2 separate regions of the Mus musculus genome follow, and region 1 is linked to region 2. The links are chromatin contacts, found by Hi-C or POLR2A ChIA-PET in ENCODE. All regions are on one chromosome and are shown on one strand. Each heading gives the region's core, a stretch centred on a gene start or an enhancer-like site at or near the end of the contact. The rest is flanking DNA. Distances are from core to core; before and after follow the strand shown.

Region 1 (3,706 bases), core at 970-3,469, 37 kb before region 2:
AGATGACCCAGCCCCCGACTCTGGGCAGTGCAATCAAGGTCCAACATCCCCTCCCTCCTTCTCTCTGACTTCAGAGGGAGCAGAGAAGCCTGGGCAAGGCTGGGGGGCTGACGACCAGCCCTGGCCGGTTTTAAGCAGTTGCAGGTTAGGCAAAGTAGACCTTCCCCTTCCTACCTTTCTGAAAGAAGAACAACCCCTTCATCTCTCCATCTCCAATCAGCATCCAACACACACACACACACACACACACACACACACACACACACACTCACCACATCACCAAGGGAAAGAAGGCTATCTAGTAGGATCAAGGCTACAGAGTTTGACTCAAACCAAAGACCATGGCCACCTAGGGCCCCATTGGATGTAGGGACGGTTCAGCCAGGGGCACCACAGAGCATCCTTCTTCCTCCCTGGCTGCGTCCCCTCAGCAGCTGACCTGGAAAGCTGGGTGGACACTTGTCCAGCCTTCCCCCATCCTCTTATCCACCACTTCCTCCTTTCTGGACAAGTCAGTCCTATTGTCTCAGCCCTCTGGCCCTCTAAGCAGTAGGCTGGTCTACGAACCCGGTAAGAACGGACCTGGAGAGATGCTAAGGCACGGGAGGACCCACAGCCCGTTTACTGTCCTCCCTTTCACTGGACCAAAATACCCCAGCACGCCGAGTCTTAGATCTTCTAAGCAATCAAGGGTCTGCTCTCCGCTTGGAATGTGCCCCACCCCCATCGCCAGCAGCACTCCCTCCCAGCCACAGAACAGACCTTGTTGGGGGGATGGGGTTCTCCAGGAGCACAAAGCCACGCTTCTATATATTCTCGTGTCTGTACTTCAGAATCAAGATCGTGAAATCTTAAGGAATGATTTAGAACTTTGTAAGTGCAAACGTGTGGGCGCGAAGTAGAAACGGAAAGCGCTCTGGAAAAACCAGGGGTGAATAAGGGGTGGGACCCAGAACATAGGCCTCTACACGGAGAAGCGCCGTAGGCCTCTGAAATTCCAAACTTCCCGCGGAGAGATCCTGAGCCTTCACCTCCCTATTCCAACTGGACTGTGTCAACACTCTACGCCCCTGAAAGTTCGAACCGAAAGAGCAAAGGACCAGGCTCTCTGTCCCTAATCCCTCTGGTCACAGAAACCTGCCCTCCCCACGCACTGCCGCGAAATAAGGAAAGGAAGCCAACCTACAGTCACAGTCGACCGTAGCCTCCCACTACGAGAGTGGATAGAGGAACAGCTCTCCGACACTAAGATCCCTTGCGGAACACCCCCGGCCGCAGAACCTGGCTTCCCCGAGCCATTAAATCCCCAGCTGGCTCGGGTTTGGAAACTTTCTGCGAACTTGTAGAGTGGGTGCATCGTCACCCACCCCTTGGGTTTTCACCGGGGGCCTCGGCCCTCTCCCTTTCCCAGCCAGCTGGACCCAGCCCTTCCTGCGGGCCGATGGCTAGGGCGGAGCGCCGAGGCAGCAGCCCTTACCTGGGACGCGCAGCCAGCCCGCTCCGGCGCCGCGCTCAGAGCCAACTTCGGCCCCAGGCAGGGCGCCGGCGGGCGTAGGAGGGACTCAAAGCAGGGCGCGGGGCCAGAGCCCGTTCAGGCGGGGGGTGACCAGGCCTGAGCAAAGGTGCGGGGGCCTGCCTCCCAGGGACCCCCGACTGAGCACTGAGCTAAGCGCGCTCAGTGGCTCGCTCTCCCGCCCGCCTCCCCAGGCACAGTGCTCCCCTCTCTCGGCCAGGGTGGGCCGGGCTGCATCACCGTGACATCACCTCCATTCCCGGCGCTCCTCCGGGGCCAGCAGCGCTCCAGGTACGAGCAATCCTAATCCCCAGTAACAAAGCGCGCCCGGCCCTGCCCCCTCCGACTCACCTCCAGGCTCGGCCGACGCGCACTTTCGGGTTGGGAAAGGCGATCGGAGTTTCTGGCCAAACTGACTAGTGGGTTGTTGCTGTTTACTGCCACGCCCCCGCACGCGGGCGCGCGCGCACTTGCGCGTACTCACTTTCTGGATTCGCCTTTCTCTCCCGAAAGAGGTTCGGGGTGCAGCTCAGTACACCCCTAGGCTGCATCTCCCAGCGATCGCACGCACCCACAGACTCACGGTGGCCACCTTGGCGCGTCTACCCGTGACAGACACCCAACCTTTGTCACTTTCGTCCTGGCTTTCCCATGAGACACATGCCTGGCACAGTTCGCTGCTCCGGGCTGGAGCGAGGAACACACTAGGACACAAAGTCCGTCTTTGTCACGGCTCCGCGCCCCCTCCCCTAGCGAGCTTGCACACGTGGACACAGCGCACACGGAGCGTCCTCCTCTTTCGTGCGTGATCCTTCCCGAAGAGCCCAGTCTCCAAGATCACGAGGGAATGTCACGGCGCACGTCCCTAAATCTGTGGACTGAGTCCAGAACCCCTGCGGGCTGTTGGCCGGAGTCTTTGTCGGCCTGACTACCCCACGCCCGAGTTTCTTACAACGCGGGCTCCCCTCCCCGCGTCCCGGTTCCCTGTGGTGACCTGTCCTAATTAGCCTCTCAGTTTTGTTCCCGAGGTAGTGTTTAACAGGATCCCTGTGGTCTGTGCGCTCCTGGCCACGTTGTTGCTGACTCTAAGTCCAGCCTCTCCCGAAGTCTGAAGACCTTTCCACGAATTCAGATTCCCCTGAACCACACCCCCACTCCCTGCCCGGGCGGATCCACCCTTTCTCCTCCAGCCCCGGGAATCTGCTGAAAAGAAACCGCAGAAATAGGGAAGCGAATCCCAGCTGAGGCCTATCTGGCCCAGTAAACAAGAGATTTTTTTCTTTCCGGCCACTTTCTCTGGGGACCTGGGATCCCGCGGGAGTGAGTTGTGCTGTCTTTGGAGCACTGAGTGGGTCTGGTTGCATTGCGCTGTATCCCCGTAGGGGACAAGTCGCAAGAGCAAGGGAGAGGTTGTTGGGCCTGACAGGGGCCTTGGGGACTCTGGGGGAGGGCAGGGAGTCGGGTCTCAGGGTGCGGGTTCTCGCGACGCCGAGTTGCCTGGGGGATCGCCAGGAGCGCGGTCGGAGCCAGCCGGTGGCTGGGCAGGCTGCAGGGCGTGTTTGCTCAATCCTGGGCTCCCGCGAGGAGGGGGGGGGGGCGGGGGGGCGGGAGGGGGGAGGCAGCTGGTCACAGGCGAGGGGATAGCCAGGTGGAGGAGGTCAGGGAGCTAGTGACCCGTACCTCCCCGACTGGCTGTGTGTTTGAGTACCTCCATCTATGACAACCTGGAGTCTAAACTCAATGAATCACCCGGAGTTGCCGGAGCGATAAAACCTTCGGCCGGTTCCTCCTCACCGCTCTGTTCTTTTCTGACTCTAGGAGGAATGTTTATTTAAGGGGGGTGTGGGGGGGAGAAGCCTGTGGGGCCCAGACTTTCTAGAACCCTGAATCCTTTCCTGTGCCCTGTAGTTTCTGTCAGGTCTGGGGAATGTGGCAAAGCTCGAACTATTTCAGTGGGTGGCTGCTGTGGGGGTACCCGCTCCCATTCCTAAATCCACCTCCCAACCCAAGGTTAGAGATCTAAGGCTCAGGTGTCAAGGCTTGAATGGAGCAGGCAGTTAGTGCCCACGCTAGCTAGAAAGGCAAACAGACTGGTTAGACCTAAGTGAACGGTGAAAGTCTCCCTGGCCTCTGCCTGGTTTTCATTAACTAGGTGACCAATGCCTAACTCTGCTGAGGGCTTTTTGGCATCTG
Region 2 (3,383 bases), core at 228-2,727:
TTCCTCCTTTCTTTTCCTTCCTTCCTTCCTTCCTTCCTTCCTTCCTTTCTTCCTTCCTTCCTTTTTAATAAGGCCTGGGCTCCACCAAGCAGGGCAGTCTGACTGTCTGACTGGCCACAGAGACCCAGGGAGCTGCCTGTTTCTGCTTCCCTAGCACAGAGATTGCAGGAATAAGTCACCACACCCAGATTTTTCTAACCTGGATTCTGGGGACCAAACTGTGGCCCTTGCTCTTGCCAGTTGAGCTCCTCATCAACTGAGCTATCTCCCAGGCTCCCTTGTATTTGTTTCACAAATGATCTTAATAGGTAGTCCTAGCTAGACTGGAATTTTCTATACAGACCAGGCTGACCTCAAATTTCAGGTGACCCTGCCACCTCTACCTCAGCCTCACGAGGACTGGGATCACAGATGTGTGCTACCACACTATTAAAACTAGAGAAGCAATGCTCCCTCATCAGGGAAGCCAACAGAGACTCCATCCAGGCTGGGCCAGGCCTGGATTCATGGCTGATGATTCCTGGATCATTTCTGGATGGGCCCATTGCTCACCCTGGCAAATAAAATCTCTGCCTCCTAACGGTTACTCCCAGGTATCCTAGGGCCAGGGCCACTGGTCAGGGGAAAGCACCCCAGAGCAGTGGGGCATTGTCTGGATCTGCCTGCTGTGTTCCTTTCGCTCAGAAAGAGGAAGAAGAAAGCCATGGGGATGGTGATCAGCTAGCTGGACCAAGTCCTTTGTCCTGGTCTCTGAGGCTAAGATGTATCTTATATGTGGGTTCTGGGGAGGGATCCTCCTCGTGAGGTGAATAGCCAGCTGCCTCTGTACCTGGGGGCCCTGGGTGAATTTAGGTGGTCCATCAGTGTCCACACTGTCTACCTACAGGTCCACCTGGCAGTTAGGTCACGTAGGGCAGGACCCCTGGAGTACTCTCAGTGAAGGCCATAGAACTTCCTTCTCTGTCCCCATTGGCCACCATGACTTGGTTACTTCCCAAAGTGAAAGCATAGGTCTGAGAGTGTGGGCGCCCAGACCGGAAGAGACTCTCAAAACAGGTGTTCTGTATAATTCCAGTCCCCAGCCTGCGGTCTCAGCTGCCTTTCCCAGCAGCAGGAGCGCCCACAATCAGCCCAGGCCGGTCACATGCACTGCGGCATGCTTTGATGCTAGTCTTCTTTCCCACAATCCTTCCATGTCCCTGAGGAACCGGGTAAAGAGCAAGTGCTTCCCAATGAGACCCTGAGGGTCTGAGAGCCCAGCCTATGCTTGAAGCCAGCTCAGTACCTGGTAGTGCTAGCCTACCCTGCAGCATCTGGCTAGCCTCAATAGCACTTGGCCTGATCCCACCCTCTAGGAGGCGTGACAAGCCAGGACATCCTGGCTGGCATTCCTGTAATGCTCACCCTCCCTGGCCTGCTAAATATACATCAAGGAGGAATCTGGGAAGGAGCTACCACAGACAGGATTAAGTCTTCTACTGGCCAACGGCCATGGGGGCAGCTGGGCTGACTGGAAGGATCCCAGGGTTATTCGCAGAGAGGTCTCAAAAACAGCTGGGGAGATGGGGGTCCAGGCTCCTCACACCAGGGAAGGGAAATGGGGCCTTGGGGGTTGCAGAGTAGGCCAGGCCTGTAGGATGGAGACAAGATACACCTCATTGCCTCTCCTGCACCCAATGAAGGAAACTGAGTCAAAAAAACAGGTGGGGGCTCTACTAATCAACTATCCTAAACCAGTTATGCTAGACCCTTTGGTTTTATTTGGCTAATACTTCTACATCATAGTCTATCACTGAGGGAAGCTGAGGTGGGAACCTGAAACCTGGAGACAGGAACTAAAGCAGAGATCACCTAGGGCCTCTGCTCACTGACTTTTTCTCCATGGCTTGTTCAGCCTGCTTTCTTAAACAGCCCAGGACCATCTGCCTAGGGATGGACTGTCCAGAGTGGGTAAGCTCTCCCACACCAGCCATTCATCAAGAACATGACCCCACAGACTTGCCTACAGGTCAGTCAGATAGAGGCATTCTCTCAGTTGAGGTTTCCTCTTTCCAGATGACCCTAGCTTATGTCAAACTGACCCCCCCCACCCAAAAAAAAAGTTGATTTTTTTTCTGGCTCATATATATTTATCTATATATTTATTGTTATGTGAGACAGTGTGTCTTGTATCTCAGGCCAACTTTGAACTTGCTATGTAGCTGAGGCTAGCCTGGACTCCTCTTTTTCCTGTACCTTCCAAATGCTGGGATTATAGGCACAGGCTCATGTGCCACCATACCTGTCTCGTCATTTTTTTTCTTTTTTTTTTTTTTCGAGACAAGGTTTCTCTGTATAGCCTTGGCTGTCCTGGAACTCACTTTGTAGACCAGGCTGGCCTTCAACTCAGAAATCCACCTGCCTCTGCCTCCCAAGGGCTGGGATTAAAGGTGTGTGCCACCACTCCTGGCTCTGTCTCGTCATTTTTAATTCAGTGCTGGGCAGGCACTCTACTGACTTGGCTAAATCTTGAGTTTGGTCTGTCTGTCCATCTGTCCATCTGTCTGTCTTATCTATCTATCTATTGTCTGAGCCAAGGCCTTTGTGTATTGTTCAAACTGGCTTCAAACTCATTCCATAGCCCATGCAGTTCTCAAACTCTGTCTCAGACCACCCCCCCACCCCCCCCACCCCCCACCCCCGTCACCATCTCCAGCCTTCTAGGCTCTTTGAATAGAATCTGGGGACTCCGGGGAGAGGTCTCAGTCAGAGGGGATGGATATGCCATCACCAGGTCCCCAGTGGACTACCTTTCCTTCTGCTTCAGTCTGCCTACAAGCTTGCCCACACAAGGAACTACATGAATTCATTCAGTAGCCTATCGTCAGAAGGGGTAAAAGACTCCCTGCTTTGGGTCAAGAAGAAGGGCCCTCTCCAGGCGGTGGTGGCACACGTCTTTAATTCCAGCACTTGGGAGGCAGAGGCAGGCAGATTTCTGAGTTTGAGGCCAGCCTGGTCTACAAAGTGAGTTCCAGGACAGCCAGGGCTACACAGAAAACCTTGTCTCAAAAAAAAAAAAAAAAAAAAAAAAAAAAAAAAGGAGGAGGAGGAGGAGGCAGAGACTCTGGGGCCTCTCAGGGATAATAGTGGTGGGGTTGGGATGCAGAGAGCCTGTTCTTTTCTACCTCTGTTCCTGACACATTGCGTGCCACTCCCTTGGAGAGCAGGATGCCCAAGTGCTGCCCAGGACAGAAACCATTCTCATGGGGTGGGGTAAGTGTCCTCATGGAGATGGGTTGGGGTAGAGCAAGTGAGACCCCAGAGACCCAGACAGGACCAAATGAGCCCAGATGGACTGAACTCCCTGTAGTGGAAAGGGAAACTACCATTGCTGAGGTCAGCAA

The links. Hi-C counts contacts between places; a loop is a spot of excess contacts on that map. ChIA-PET counts read pairs that join two places held with the same protein, here RNA polymerase II (POLR2A).
Region 1: a loop to region 2 is called in a map of mouse trophoblast stem cell, with 2.4 times the contacts of the local background. The contact joins the promoter of Gprc5c here to the enhancer-like site in region 2. A Hi-C loop is called at or near these places in 9 of 37 maps with a recorded cell type or tissue (Patski, heart, left cerebral cortex and 2 more). POLR2A ChIA-PET finds 5 or more read pairs at or near these places in 4 of 5 experiments (Patski and embryonic stem cell).

Annotation. Positions count from the first base shown.
Region 1 is chr11:114,850,045-114,853,750 of GRCm38, reverse strand. It overlaps Gprc5c (G protein-coupled receptor, family C, group 5, member C), which reads right to left and starts at 2,219. Exons shown (of 5, transcript NM_001110337.1): 1 at 1,865-2,219.
Region 2 is chr11:114,813,110-114,816,492 of GRCm38, reverse strand. No RefSeq gene overlaps it. Among named protein-coding and RNA genes, the nearest start is that of Gpr142, 11 kb to the right of the region's middle. Within about 2 kb of position 1,477, at least 1 of the 3 ENCODE cell types and tissues checked has a DNase peak (open chromatin) inside an H3K27ac peak, as active enhancers do.